Regions from separate parts of the Mus musculus genome. Here region 1 is linked to region 2. A link is a loop called in an ENCODE intact Hi-C map of the cell type or tissue named here. Cell type or tissue: left cerebral cortex. All regions are shown on one strand.

What was found. Peaks named below come from ENCODE experiments on the same cell type or tissue, not always from the same donor. Only the 100,000 strongest peaks of a DNase experiment are listed, where the experiment ranks them.
Region 1: a loop joins it to region 2, with 3 times the contacts of the local background. A loop is called at or near these places in 5 of 42 quality-filtered maps.

What each region holds. Positions count from the first base shown.
Region 1 is chr3:127,010,441-127,018,440 of GRCm38, reverse strand. It overlaps Ank2 (ankyrin 2, brain), which reads left to right. Exons shown (of 48, transcript NM_001327938.1): 15 at 1,428-1,625; 16 at 5,104-5,202; 17 at 5,670-5,768; 18 at 7,390-7,587. Among named protein-coding and RNA genes, the nearest start is that of Gm25501, 9.1 kb to the right of the region's middle. In left cerebral cortex, CTCF peaks have their summits at 3,092 (motif pointing left) and 5,718 (motif pointing right); DNase peaks (open chromatin) are centred at 696, 2,667, 3,012 and 5,719; H3K27ac peaks cover 2,968 bases.
Region 2 is chr3:127,156,452-127,164,451 of GRCm38, reverse strand. The region is part of intron 1 of Ank2 (ankyrin 2, brain); the gene reads left to right. It overlaps Gm16958 (predicted gene, 16958), which reads right to left and starts at 3,147. Exons shown (of 3, transcript NR_105030.1): 1 at 3,037-3,147. In left cerebral cortex, no CTCF peak of the experiment used is centred here; DNase peaks (open chromatin) are centred at 2,979, 3,356, 4,314, 6,397 and 4 more places; H3K4me3 peaks cover 5,841 bases; H3K27ac peaks cover 6,366 bases.

The DNA.
Region 1 (8,000 bases), 150 kb after region 2:
CCATCTTCCTGCATCTGTCTTTGGTGTCTGAGTCGCTTGAATGACCCTGGGCAGTCTTTGAGACCTCACTGCTCTCTTAGTCACTTGTTCTAGAAAAACTGCTCAGCAATACATGTTATGTTTTCTTTTGATATCTATTATGGGGCGAATCATACATGCACCATGCGTGAAAGAAATTTGTAAGTTGTAGGGTTTTTTATAAAATTCCAATTCCATTGGTAAAATAATTGTGTTGCTATTACTTATTAATTTCCTCCTATCTTGAATTCATATGATGCTATTTCACCTCTTCCTATGGGTTTTCTAAAACCTCTTTTATGGTGACTCCCCCTGGAAAATATTATAAAGACACACCCCTTTGCATTCTGAGGGGCACACTCAATTTTATTTTTATAAGTGACAGTAGTTTCTTTCTTTCTTTTTTTTCAGTTCTTTTAACCTCGAGTACACGTTAGAGTCAGGTGATCTCATGAGCCTTGCCGAATATGTCCTTCCTGCCCATTCTCCTCAGCTCCATCCTCTCTGTTTTTAGAGCAAAAACACTTGGCAGAGAGTTTACTCTTTTTTTTTTTTTTGTTGCAGAGTTCCATTTCATGTTTGAAGTCCTAGATGTGCGTTGCAAGAGCATCTGCAATGCTTCCTGGAACAGCATCTCTTTAAATCATTTTACAATGTAGTCTTTATCCACAGCTCTCCGAGAACAAAATGGCCATCCGTTGTGTCCTTGGCTCAGGAGGGAAGTAGAAAGAGCATTTCCAGCTTCCTTGGGTCTTTTCTCTTGATTCAGTTCCCAGAATAAATTTTGCCTCTTGTTGAAAGCTCTTGGAGGAAAATCTAGGTCTTAGGGATTCTGGACTTGATTTCTTTTCTCCTTCAAAATCATGAGTTTGCCTGTAAGTAAGCATAGAGTTGAAGACAGAAAGAATGAAAAGATAGTTTTGGGGTATTCATCAAACAGTTACCAAGTTTATGAATGCACATACATACTTTTTGAAAATCTAAGGAAGGGGCTTAGTGGTTAAAAGCACCTTCTGTTTTTGCAGAAGATTTGGGTTTGATTTCCACACCGTTATAATGGCTCACAGACTGTCTAAAACTCTAGTTCCAGACGATCGGATGCCTCTTCTGCCTTCTGTGGGAACTATACATTCATGGTGCATTTCCATACATATAACTGAACACATAAAATCTTTTTAAAAATTTAAGAGAGTTTTTTTTGTGGTCAAATAGATCACTTCTATAACAAATACAAATAAAGCCATGACAGGGTAATAACAATTATTTTTTGAGAAGAGATTACTACTGCCTCTTCGTACATGAAGATATCTTCCTAGAGGAAGGCACCGTGAAGTGTTTGAGAGGCCTGCACTGCTAATAAGGTTGGGTTTGCCGGGACCTAACTGATTCCTTCTTGCCTTGCCTTGTAGGAGGAGCAGACACCTTTACACATTGCCTCCAGGCTGGGGAAGACGGAAATTGTCCAGCTGCTTCTACAGCATATGGCTCACCCCGATGCAGCCACTACAAATGGGTACACACCACTACACATCTCTGCTCGGGAAGGACAGGTAGACGTGGCCTCTGTCCTGCTGGAAGCGGGAGCAGCCCATTCCTTAGCGACCAAGGTAAGGGGTGGGGGTGACTAAGAGGAACCAAGGCTTCATTCAGCTCCTGAAGAGTCTCAGGAGGGGAAAAATCTCTGGCAGGCCTCTGGCTTGTTTCTGTCTCTGAGTATTTTAGATTACAATCTAAACGATGGGAGGAGGTTGTAAATTTTTATGTCATGTCTTCAAGGAAAATTCCTGCATTACTGTCTTCTATTTCATGTGCCAGTTCTGCTTGGTATAGGTATCCAGAAATAGTAATTACAATTTCATTACTACAAAGCAAAGTTTACTCCCCCCCTTTTGACTATAATATATACATATTCTCTAGAGAAAAAAAAAAGGGGGATTCCCAAATACATTGAATTGTCACCACCAGTGAGGAGAAAATCCTGCCTTAGTGCAATAGTGCAGTTTGCTTGGTGACAGAGCCGAGTGACAGTTTGCTTGCTTATATCCCGCCCTTCCCAGTGCTAACCCCATCACCTCTCATGTGGTATTTCATTTCCTTTGTCCAACTGTGTCGGGTCCTTTTTGTTGTTAAGATAAAATATCATGACCCAAAGCATCTCTTGTGAGAGAGCGATTATCGTGGCTTATAAGTCCAGAAAGGAGCTGTTCCCAGTGTCAGGGATGGCATGGCAATGGGTGGCCCGAGAAGGAACCTGGATGATCACATTACATCAGCACACCAGGAGGCAGAGAAAGAATGGAAAGTCAGGCAAGGCTCCACAGCTCTCCCGAAGAGTGCCCACAACTGGAGATCAAGTGTTCAGATCCCTGAGTCAATGGGGTCCCTTATTCACACCACTGCCCAAATGTTTGCCAGGTTCACTCTCTCTGTAGTTTTTTTTTTTTTAACCGCAACTAAACAGAGCAGGTTTGCAGATCAGTTCATAAGCTGCAGTAACACCAAGCAAAAAGACTAAAGTATCCCAAGCTTGTGTTCAAGGCTCCATGGTCAGACAGGGCAGCTTTTCTGTCTCTTGGATATATTCCACTCGAGACTCACTACATGGGGATGAGTCACGATAAAGCATGAATATGCCCACGTCCCTGGAGCAAATTAGATTGAGCTAATGCAAAGGAACACAAAAACCAGGCAAACAGAATCCTAGACTACGTGAGCCTGTCACAGGGCAAAGTACTTCCACATATACAGTAGCAGTTCACATGATGTGAAACGCCATTTTAGCTGGCTTTCAGTAAATGCCTGAGGCCAAGGAAGTTATCAAGTATGGACTGAAGTATTGCTGTGGCCTCCCTCGGAGCCCTCAGAAGGAGAGCAGTCTACTAGCTATTCTCAACACAAGGCTAATCAGAAAAATACTCAGAAAAATGTTCTGATGTGGGGCTAGAGCTCTAGCTCACTGGTGAAGAACGCTTGCTGCTCTTACAGAGGACCTGGCACTCACAAAGCATCCGAGAAAGCCAACTGCAACTCCGGTTCCAGGGACTGTGACACCCTCTACTGGCCTCTGAAGCAACATGTGGTGCACAGTCACACGGTCAGGCCTCATGTACATTAACATACACAAAATAAAAATAAAAGCATTTTCAAATGTTCTGACATAAGAAGTGGATACATTTTCAAATTACCCCGCCTGAAAAGGTGAATGCATTTTAAAAACCCTTCAAAAAGAAAAAACTCAGAACCTACACTCAGTGCAACCAAGGTGCGATGACTACGGCAACACAAGAGACTTGGCAGCCATCTCAACTGATGAGCATCCAAAGGGATAGAATTAATAGATATAAAAGTAAAGGAATAGAAAGTAGTTTCCTGTCTTTCAAAGATTTTTAGGATTGAAAAATTATCCAATGCCATAGTGCAGTAGAGTAGTAAACTGGACGCAATTGTTACACAGAGCAGTTTAGGACTCAGGAGAGCTGAAGCCTGGGTGACTCGCCATCATTGAAGTCTCTTATGTGTTTATAAATACAAGAAGGAGACGAAGCCCTGATAAGATTCACAGGGAAAGAAGTGGCCAGTGACTCAAGAGATGCCTTCCCGCCAGGATCCTGTCATCCTGCACCAGCTAAGTAGTTTGGCTTGACAAGGGTTTCCAAAAGTACAAAGGAGTCAGTCCAGCCCCAGCTGGACTGTAAGGATAGGCGGTTATTTTCTTCCACCCTATAATGTTGCACCACAGTAGTCTACTTTACCCAAGCTAGCACAATCCAACCCTGTGCTCACGGAGTGCTGGGGGCAGAGCCTCAACAGCATGTCAGCAGGTGAACTTCTATGGAAGGCTGCTAAAGGAAGCCATCCTCCAGCCATTCCTACATTTGTCCCACGCGGGGAAAAAAGCCAGAGAATTCATTCTCATCCAAGAACTTACTAAGACCAAATGCTTACTTCTTTTATATATAAAAAAATAGAAATTAAAATGTCATTTTAATTAAAAATAATTGATCTGCTGACACTTTGAAAGGGCAGTATTGGTTCTTGGGAGATATTCGGTGCTTTTGATGGGGACTTAAATTGTACCCAGTACAGAAGTATTTGCTGGGTTTATTTTTTGGGCCCTGGGGAGTGTTAGAGTTCTCTGACTCCTGCTATTGTTCCAGAAAAGCATGAGGCTGAGGTGTCTGTCCAGGAGGGTGGGTGACATCATAGGGCACAAGCTGTGCCACCTGGAGGTTTCAGGACTGGGACTCATGCTATTTATAGCGTGCTGCTCATTGAAGTGCCTCAGTTGGTTAGGCTCGCAGAACATTGAGGGTATGCATATAAAATGTGTAGGGCAAGCATTTTTTAAAAACAGTGTTAAAGCTTCAGTTTGTGGTTAACTGTTGAGTGCTCATTAGCCATTGGCATACAAGGACAATGGATTTGACTCGAGGAATTGATCCTTGGACAGCATGGTCTTTGGGGAAAGAAGACGAATGTCACTATGTTAAAAACCAATGTTTTTAGTAGAATACCCTTTTTATTTTATTCTGTAGATCATCTCTCTGGCCAGTTTTGCAGAAAGTACATCAGCTGAATCAAATCGTTTTCTTTTCAACCAAAGCTTCATAAAATAATCTAAAACTTAAGTAAACAAATTTGGAATGGAAAGTATAAAAGAGTCTATAAGAAACTGAAGACAGCTATTAATTTGGTCGTGTTTGTTTTAGATGGGGCAAGAGCAAGCAAAGACGTGCCTCCGGTGTTCTGCTTTCCATTCATAAATCAAAGCGGTTTACTGAACCAGTGGAGGTTATGAATCTCAAGTCTATTAATGTCAAGACCCAGTCCCCAAGATTTCAGACACATTTGTTGTTATTGTTGTTTTTACTCCATCAAGCCTAAGAAAGCTCCTACCAGGTTTGGGTAAACCTTATTCCTAACCTGTAGACTTATCCAGGACTGGCAGATTTCATGCCATCAATTTTTACAACTAGAGACTCAACAAAGTTTGCTTAATAGGTTAACAAAAATTTTGTAAGGAATTTAGGGGGAAAATCCCTAATTTTTACATTTCTCTCACATTTCTCTGTCGTCGGACTATAGAAGGGCTTCACTCCCCTGCATGTAGCAGCCAAGTATGGAAGCCTGGATGTGGCAAAACTTCTCTTGCAACGTCGTGCAGCCGCAGATTCAGCAGGGAAGGTAAGGGGTTTCTGTAGCATGTTTTTGTCATCGGATTCTGTTGACTCATTTTTTTTTTTTTAAATCACTCATCAGAAATCAAGAATAATGCACCAGGCACAATTACACCAACTACACAAGTTGGGAATATATGCCCCTAACCTTTGTTGTAGACTGCAATTTAGAAGCATTTTTCCCCCGTGTCTTATCCTGAAGGTCCCACAGCTTCTCTATAGTAAGAATCCTTGTGGTGTACATAGAAATTTGGACTTCTGTTTGTTGTGACCAGAAAGCTGCCCTTTGCTAATTTTCAGCGCAAACATTCTTAATTTTAGTTATGTTTCTAATATGAAAACTATCTTTCCACTGACCATATTAATTAATTAACATGTAATTAATCGATAGCACCGTCCACGCATCCTGGTAGCTTCAGAGCAGCTAGCGCTAATGTATTAATGCTGAGTGAGATTCAAATACCACCTTTACAGAATGGCCTTACCCCGCTCCATGTTGCTGCTCATTATGACAACCAGAAGGTGGCGCTGTTGCTGCTGGAGAAGGGTGCTTCCCCTCATGCCACGGCCAAGGTGAGGACCAGAGCCCCAAATTTCCGGGTGCCATGTATCTATAATCCAAGTATACATGGGCCTTGCTTCTAAATAACTTCCATGAAACAGTGATAATAACTTTTGCTATTGGTAACTTAAAACAAAACAACTGTTTCTACCTATTGCTCTGTCTAAAACCTTTTACTATATAAATATATATGTACATATGTACATGTATACTAATTTTATATATATAATACATATACATGTACACATGTGTGTGTATATATATATATATACATATATGTATATATGTATATATATATATATACATATATATATATATTTGCAATTTTTAGAACCAGCAGTTATCAATAGGGAGTGCATATTAGCTTGTGAAAATTAATCTTATTACTAGCTGTCAGTGTTTTAGATCCTGAGTCATATAACCTGACAAAGGCATTATAGATTTTTCCTCCTTGCCTATAAAACATAACCTTTCATACCTTCATTCCTTCTAACATCAAACTTTTTACTCTGATTTTACAAGGAGTCTCTCGTTTCTTTGTCTTTTAAATGTTTATCTCCATCAACTTCATTGTGGAGAGTTTTAAGAGGGTCTGTAGACTACTAATATCTTCGTGTTGTGTATCTGTCATCTGTATGTAAGCACAGCTCTTACCAAGCCTGGTTACCTAGCAACAGATTATCCACTATCCTCTCAGTTTAGGCTGTTTGCACATACATTTTTAATGTTGAAACCATACATAGCTGTTATGTCTTTCAGCCACTTGTTTGAAAAAATATATTTTAAAATCAGATGTTAGACTTTTTTATCATGATTGGAAAATAGTCATATTACATTAGATTCCTAACAACGCAAATTTTAACCACATTGTGTTCCTTGCCCCGTCACCGAGCCTGGCTTATTCTAGGACTTAAATAGCATTTGCTCAGGGAGAGGAAAGAACACTCCAGTTAGAACCATTTGGGGAAAAATATCCTAACAATACCTTAGAAGTAACTCCATTTGATTCTATGTGGTTAAAACCATATCTGACATAGAATTCCAGTGGCGGGAGACTGGACGATTCAGAGAGCATTATGGATAGATCATAGTCAGCACAGAAGAGGCCATCTTTTGGAGAGAGAAGATTAGAAATGACCAAAGGGTCAGAACACTTGAAGGAATGGGATACTTAGCCTGGATGAGGGAAGCATCTAGAAAAGTTTCTAGACAGAGAAGCAACTCCCCACCGGGTACTGAGGACTATCACGTAGAAGAGGTGCCTGCTGTACTTTCTTTCGTGTTTGGGAGAGAATCCAATTATGGAGAGACTTTCAGATTGGGTGCCTTTCCATCTGGATCTGTTCCAAAGGATAACAGGTGATCCTGTGTCTTTGGTGGCAAAGATCTGGGTATGGTCAGATAGAATCACGTTATAGCTAAGCATCTAAATTAGCTGTCAGCTCACATTTATCTTTTCTGGCTGATTATACTTCATTACTTCCATTGGCGGTAAATATTTGAGCACTTATTAAATGTTCCTCTCTGTGTGCAATGTGTGTGCATGCATGTGTTCTATGTGATGTGATGTGTCTTTATGTGTATCGTGTGTGTATGTGTGGGTCATATCTATCTTTCTTGTTTCTGTTGTAGAATGGCTATACTCCCTTACACATTGCTGCCAAGAAGAATCAGATGCAGATAGCTTCCACACTACTGAACTATGGGGCCGAGACTAACACTGTGACAAAGCAAGGGGTCACTCCACTGCATCTGGCCTCACAAGAGGGGCACACAGACATGGTCACCTTGCTTCTGGACAAAGGAGCCAATATCCACATGTCAACCAAGGTATTCTCTTTTAGACTCTGGCTTCAATCAGGTTCACTACTTAAATTCCAATAGAAACCAAGCAAAGATTATTTCAAACTAAAATGATGTGTGTGTGTGTGTGTGTGTGCGCGCGCGCGAGTGCGTGTGTATGCGTGTGAATCCTCTTTTGTGTGAGTGTGCAAAGGAAACATGGCTGCGTTAAAAAGTCCCAAGATAATAAGGAAGGCAAGCATATGAGAACTAGAAAACCAGGGGTTGCTGCAGTGTGGGTCTTTACTTTGCTTCTCCAGCCAGTTTAGTTATCTCTCTGTACAGCTCTGCTTTCTCAGCATCTCCTTGTGGTGGGAGCATCTCAGGAGGCTAGCCCATCCTCTCCAGGAGTTAAGATCACTGCATTTCCAGCAGCCACACAGTGCCTTACTTTCTGCCGG
Region 2 (8,000 bases):
TCTTAGGTTTGTTTTTAGTTACCAAACTGAAGTTTAAAAATGTGAACATTGCCTGGCATAAGAGAACAGGATAGTGAAGCTGCTACTGGCTAGGTTTCCAAGAGGGTCTGCAGTGAGGGTAGGAAGAACTAATGAAAGAAGTAAATGTTTGTGACAACAGGCGCTGCTCACCTTCTGCTGTAGCATGTGGGGTTCCCTTTCCTACTGAGAAGTCTGCAAAGGGAGAGGGTATTATGGGATGACAGAAGCAGATCCTACTGAGGTAGTGGGAAAGGTCTCTTCTAGAAGAATCCTCAGTCACCCCCAACTGACAGAAAGACCACGGTAGGAGGCTCAGCCACGTTCCATTAGGACTCAGATTACTAAGCTAAAAGGACATCCACAAATCAGGTGTGGCTTGCTTGCTCTAAACCTTTTTTTTTTTTAAAGATGAGGATTTAGAAGACAAGGGAATGCCAGATGGCACCAGGAACAGGCAGTGCTGGGTTCCTCCTGCTTCCCAGAAGCACCCTTGAGTAATGATGGCTTTGATTTCAGGACAGAGTAGAGGACATGTGTGAAGGGGAGATAACTAGGAGATAACTGTGGCTACTCTTGCCAAGCAGATAAACGAATTGCCCCCAAATCTGTTAACTTCCCAAGAAACCTGGGCAGACACCTTTCCAGGGAAGGGCCATGAGGGCTGAAGGCAAGCTGAAGTGGATAGGGTTTTCTGTGTTTTGTGGATCTGATTCTCAGCTGTGGGTGCCAGAGGATGATAGCCCTTCTTATATAAGAGACATAATCTGTTCTAAGCTGGCTGACCCTGGAACTAACACATCACTAATAACATGTGACCTCATGCCAGGGTAATTATTCTCTGCTTCGAACCAACATTTGAATCAGATGAAGAACCAACGTGTCTGCACTACCACAGAACTCGTTTGCCAACTGCTGCCTTCAGCACAGTTTAAATGAAAAACAAAAATTGTAAATTATATAAGCCAAAACATGTAAGACCAAAGTACAAAATCTAGCATTTTCTCATAAAACCAAACCAAACCAAACCAAAGCCTCACTAGTGTACTCTCTTCACACACTGGGGCAAAATGAGGCTTTGTATCCTTCATTTATAAACACAGAGTTTGTTATTAAAAATGTTACGTTAGCAGAGCGAAGAGTTTCATTATAAACATTTTCTAAGAACACTTTCAACATTTTTCTCTACTTATAGGATTTATGTAGAATCAGATTATATTGTTTTCCTCCCAGTTGCTACAGTGTTCATAATTTTTGTTTCTCTAAAATACGAAGGTTGAAGAGGAAGGACCTTCACAATCCATCTGGATAAAATTTTCTAGCTATGACTTTGTCCAGCTAGAAAATGAGACACCGAGAGTATTCAGTCAGCCCTTGCTAAAATTTTAGCAAACTTAGGAAAATTGAACAGTGTTTGTAATTGGAGAATTCCAGCTTGAGCTTACAGGTGATTTTCTCCTCCCTGCTGGGTATAGTGGGAGCATCTGCATTTTATACACTATGTTCTTCCCCTGTATTTCCATACTGAGCATGTAAGAGAACATCCAGAAATTCTAATTTTACTTGATTTCATTCCGTTGCTTGTCACGTTCACGGGTAGGTTTAAAACAGCGTTGCGAATTTCAAAGACGCCTAACTGGGTACCTGCGTGTCCCTCTTAGAGTGATGGAGGATGGTTTTCAGGGGTGCTTGCTTTCTTCTTTGCGGTCCTCTACTCCTGCTTCCTCAGGGTAACCTCGCCAAAGCCGGCTTATACAGCGCTCACTGACATACAGCCCGGTTTGATCCCTTGCCAAAGCAAGCTGCTAAGGCGGCCTCACGTGGGTCTGTAAAACCGCACCGGGGAGCCCGGGCAACTCCCAGTCCTTCCCAGACCCGCTCTCTCCCTCTCTGCCTTGCAAGTGGCAAGTCACTCCAGCTCTGCTCCTCTCCTCCCAACCCCGCAGCGTAGATTATTTTCTCCAAATGTACCTTGGAGAAGGGAAGGGCTGAGGGATTTAAGACGCAGGCATCTATGTCACGTGCTGCCCGTAGCAACCGCGGCGGCGGCGGCAGCAGCGGCGGCGCCGGGTCCTTAGCGAGACTGCACCATTTTCTCTCGCCCTGCATAGAGGTGTGGTTGCAAGCGGCAGAGAACTCCCCACCCCCCCTAGGACTTTCACCGAGGTGGCCTCTTCCTGGCTCCGGTCTGAAGACAGACTGTCTGGAGGAGTCCCCCAAGACCGTTCCAACTGGTGATGAGCGCCTAAGGAAGGCTTCTGCAACTATTAGGATGCTTGTCTGCACTCGGGGCCACCCAACTGCTGAGGAGCTCCGGGTCCAGAGCTCCGCCCTCCCCCGGGACCATTGCTGAGCGTGGGCGCTCACCTGTGCATGCCTGTGTGCAGGTGTGGGCTGCTCAGGGGCTCGGCTCGCAACCTAGGGGGACGCTCGAGTGAATTATGGGTGCTGCAGAGGCTGGAGCAAGATTATGACCTAGCTCGGGGGCGGAGTGGATTATTTTGTGAGTGTTCTGTCTGCCAGCCATTGCTCTGCTGGGGGGAAAAATCACATCTCCACATAGCAGTCAAATCACCTGTATTGCTGGGGAGTGGAAAGTTATCCTCTGCCGATTTCGTCTGCCAAAATGGCTCACGCTGCTGCTTCTATCAAAAAAGTTAGAGAGGCTGAACTGGATGAAAAGGAAAAAAATCTGGACAGAGAGAGAAAAAAACAACGGAAAATCCCCAGGGATCGGATGGAGCGGAAAAGAAAGGTATGGAGAACCTCGTGTGCGCCCCCCTCCCCCCACCCCGCGCCCTTTTGTAGCGCCGTGTAGAATCTTCAGCCTTTAGAACTGACAACTTCATCCTCCTTTTTTCCATCCCTCCCCTGCACCATTTCCGAGCACACTTTGCAGCTCAGAGGAGCTCTCGCCTGGATTTGCTGCATTGGGAGGAGATGCCTGAGCAGGATGGAATTCCTTCGCTTTGATCAAGCAAAGCAAAATCCATCATTTCCCTTTCTCTTTTCTCTAACCTCCATTAGATCATTCCGTCTTAAAGCCGAGTTCTCCAGTCTTCCAGATTACTCTCACAGAAGAAGGAAGGGTTTCTGTATGGCCAGAGGGTTGTCCTCTTCGCGTTGCCCGTGTCTACTACTGGACCTCGGGCACTTCTACACCGATGGTATTTTCAATCAAGATCTCTGATTGGGAATAAGCCACAGGATCTGTATACCTCCTTGCCTTCCCGAGTGTTGACATTATTCTACACTAGAATAGACTAAAAATATGGATGCAGTGATCTGTGCTTCTGCATTTTTAGAATTCTTATTTTCTATTATTAATTCTGTAATTTACTTTTCTACTGCTGGCAATTAAGTGGAAATAGCTAGCTCACCAAGGCAGTGAATCATCGACTCTCCTAACAGTAAGCCAACCGCAGATTGGCTGTCTTTCTCCGAAACATGTTTTTTTCTTTCTTTTTTTAAATATTAAATTTCCCTAAAAATATAAATCTTACAAACTGACAGTAATGAGATACTCATTCAGCCAGTTGTCTGGCTGTAAAGAAGTTGTTGTATCTAAACACTTTAATTAACAAACTAGGTCACTGAATAATTTCAGATGACAAATGGTATATTACATTAGCAGAATGTAAAAATAGTGTATTGTACACAAGCTCATTTTAAACAGGTCTGGGATTAAGAGATGCAAAGCGACACACAGGTTTGCTAACGCATGTGCTCCAGGGACCATTTCCCTGTTTCCTCCGTGATCGCCACGTTCACCTGTGCATTGAGAAGCCTTGTCATTGCCTCTTTTTTTTTTTTTTTAATTTTAAATTTGAGAGACACCTAAGGAGCCACAGTGAGTCGAGGTCTTCCTTCATCCTGATGCTGTTCCACTTCTCCACTAGTTAGATCAAATGATTACTATCTGGAAACAAAATTAGTGTATTTAGTGGCTTCTCTTCTGGAGAAAATGTAGTACTGTTTATGTGACCTTTAAAATGCCTTGTTTCAAGAGTGCTTGGAGTCTTTTATAGTACCCAAGTCTTACTTACTGGCCATCTTGGTTGGGTGGATTTCCTCCTCTATGGCTCCTACGGTTTTGTTTTTAATCCTCTCCATAGAACATTACTGCCTGAAGCATTTTTCGTGTATTTATATCCTCTTAAATCTTTGTTCCCTCAACTACGGTGTATTATTTCTTGGCGAGGAATACTTGAACAACATCCAGTTGAGACCCAATAACATTGCTTAGCTCAAGTGCCTTGCATCCATTCTCGGGGAGCCGTTAGACTGTCCTGTGCTTGGTTTCCACATGGGGTTCACTGCCATTCTTTCCCTAAACCTCCTTACTCCTGAAAAAGTTGCATCGTTAAAATGGCAAGTGCCAGTACTTGGTGGGAATTTCTCGGTTGCTTGATTGCCGTCTTACTTTAGCTTGAACCTGGCACTGTCAGCAAGATCATTGTTTGCTGGTATAACAGGACAAGATCGTCTGGGCAAATTTAGATATCATTGCCCTAGAACCAGAGTAATTTGACAGTATTTATCTTCGTTCTTCTGTTTTCATATAAACTTCTTCTATGGCAGATGCATGCAGCATTACACAGCACAATAAAGGTTTACCAAACGATGGGGTTTACTTCCAAGCTATAGCAAGTGTCTTTCCTAGATTGACAACTTCCCCTACCCCAAATTCCAGCCCAACCTAGTTTTCAAATGTGATTTGACAAAAAAACAAACCAAACCAAAACAAAACAAAAACAAAAAAAAAAAACAAAAAAAAAGTCCCAGCTCAGATTATTTCTTAGAGCGAAATAATGAGATGGCAGCTCATGGAGGATTGAAAATGCCTGTTACTGGGCTCTAGACTATCATCTTCAGAAATCATTTTAACATGATCATGGTTTCTGCTCATGTCATGTCATAATTGTAAGGTAGTAGCTCTGTTGTAGAACCAATAGAGTATATAGAGTTTCATTTTCATATCTATGGAAGGCTTCTTACCCATAAAGTCCTTTATGCATCCCCAGTGCAGATAAAACTACAGAGCTTGGGGGAATACATTGATTTTAAAAGGAAATTTTACCAAGATATAACTATTGATGTTTAAAATAATTCAATTAGGGTAGCTTTATATTTGGGATTTATTTTAATATGCCTTTGTAAACTTTATAAACTTAATTAAGAAATATTTATTTTGCTTTGTATTGCATAAAGTGTTTACAATAAATTTTAACTCTTTGTAAACTTCAGTCCTACTCTTTTCTTGATGAAAACCCATAATACTAACTTATCGTTTCTGGGTTTTAAAAAAGGCAATGATATGCATATTAAGGAATTTCATTTCAACCTCATTGTCAGCAAAATGTTCAGGCTTCCTTGACTGGATAAGTAGTATTTAAGTGAAGTATATGGCATGTCCATTGTGTTTGTGAAATATGAGGTATAATAAATGAATTTAAGCTTTAAGCAAATGAATGAGTTCAAGAGTGGTTGAAACAAACTAATTTGAACTTATTTGCTCAAAGATAGCACACTGATCTATCATTTGTGGGGTAAGAGGCTATTCTGGTCTAATTAGCACCTTAGTGTTAACTGAATAATCTTCATATGTACAGAGTCTGGTTCCTATACTAGAAGTCTAGTATTTGAGACCCGAGCTGCCAGATGGAATAGCTAAGTATCAGAATTCTTATGCTGGCAAGACAACCTTAGCCCTAAAAAGTAATTCCAAGTATATATATCCATCCATCCATATATATATATATATATATATATATATTACAGCTGCCTATTTCCCATCTGTACTTTTTAAAACTCGAAAATCACATATAAGGAACGCATAAGAGTGACAGCACAGTTGCATTTCTAAAAGCAAAGTATATATACCTAAATGACTTTTCCCCTTTAACCTTATGTTCACCACGACTTGTCAAAGAAGCTTTTGTTCTTCTCATTTCTCAGAATGGACTAACCATTCTTGAGTCTGTCATGTCTACACCGTTCACTAGAATCACAAAGCATGATGTTTTCATACATGTTCAGCATCAACTTTGGTCATATTTTCTGTCTCCCCTTTCCTCTCTCATTCCAACCGGCCCTTTCCTCCTGCCTCTTAACCCCCCATCTACTGTCTTTTTCTTTTAAGCTTTCACATAAAAATTATCTGTCTTATCTAGTCTAGTTTATTTTGATGAAGTGATGAGCTCTCTATCCATTTTCTTGGCACAACTTGTTCTTTATGTTTGAATAAATGTCCATTGTGGGGACTAAAGAGACAACTTAGAGGGTCAGAGCCTCTTGCTGTCCAGACGTGAGGACACGGGCTCTGATTTTGTTATCCATGTAAAGGGCCAGGCCTGGCCATGAGTGCATCTGTAAACCCAGTACTGTGGGGAGCAGGGACATGAGGATCCCTCAGGGTTGCCTACCAGCACAGCTCTAGGTTTAGCGAGAGGCTGTCGCAAGGAAATATTTCTCAAGGAAGTGATAGAAAGGGATATTCATTGTGCCCCTCTGGCCTCTCTCTGCATGCATAATGGGCACCCTTCCAAACATGAACATATGCCAACACACACACATGCACACATGCACTCATACAAGTACGACTAAAAGCTCAATTGTGAACATATACATCATTCTTTTTATCAATTTCTCTCTTTTTCTTTCTTCTTTTTTGATAAAGTCTTACCATGTATCTATGTCTATCTTGGAATATACTATAGAGAAAAGGCTAGCCTTGAACTTATAAAACAATCTACCTGCCTTTGACTCCTGAGAGCTAGTATTAAAAGCATACATTACCATACTCAGATATCTATTTATTTTTAATGAATAGCTCATTGATTCATAATGTTAAAACTGATAGGCCTTTTAGAACCTTTAAAATATAATTTATTAAGTACTGAAGGACCTTATATTGGATACATACATATTGGTCCATTTAACAACTGTATACATTAGACATCTTCTTGATTTCACAGACAAGGAAACTGAGACTCAGAAGTGGATCTTCCTTAGTCATAGATAGCTATCAAGTGGCAGGCTTGGGATTTGAACTTAGATATGCCTGGGTCCAAATTTCACTAGGGAAAGAAGATAGCATGATTGTACCATCAATGAACATTGTAAGTAAACCATTTAAGCTACTAATGTTGCAAGTTTTTCACCTCTATAATGACATTCTACAACCAAAAGAAATTTAAGCATTTTAAGGGTTTGACTAAACAATGCATTTGAGAGAAACTAGATAAACTTAAGGTTGTGATTTTACTATAATTACTTCCATACATTTTATAAGTTTCTTAGGTAATGAACTTTTTGAAGTCAAGATTTGCACCTTAAATCATGGCCAGTTGGCTGCCCATGATAGACTATTGAAATCACTTTTGTTATTTTTTCTTTTTGATCAGATTTCTAAAATGCACTTGTATATTTATATTTATTAAACTTCAAGGTGGTGGTGTATGGGACGCAATAGAAAATAAAATTAGTCTTTTCTAAGTCCCTTTCAAATAATTCTTCAGAGAAACGGAGCACTCTGACCATTCCTTCCCTTTATTTTACCATCATACTGTCTTGGAGGAAGAAGACCTGCTGTGTACAGCTTTGCCTCGAAGAGATGCCCTGGCCAATGTCTTTATTCTTTATATTTTCTATTTGGATTTATACTTGATGGCAATGAGAATACTTACTGGGTGTATGCAATGGGCCAGGAAGGCTTCTGACAGGAGTATTGGAGTGTTTTTAAATAGAATTGTGTTTTATTTATTTGTACTATGAAAGTAATATTTTCTAGAACTTTGAGTTGTTTTGTATGACTAGGTCATAACTCATTGGCCCCTCAGTTATCCAGTTTGGCTTACCATGGTCTCAGTGACCAGGAGTCGCAGCTTTTGTTTTGCAGCTTTTCTGCTTTATCATTGGTTGTTATTAGTCTACTACCGGAATGCTTTATAAGTCAACCTTTGCTCTAGATCTACATATAT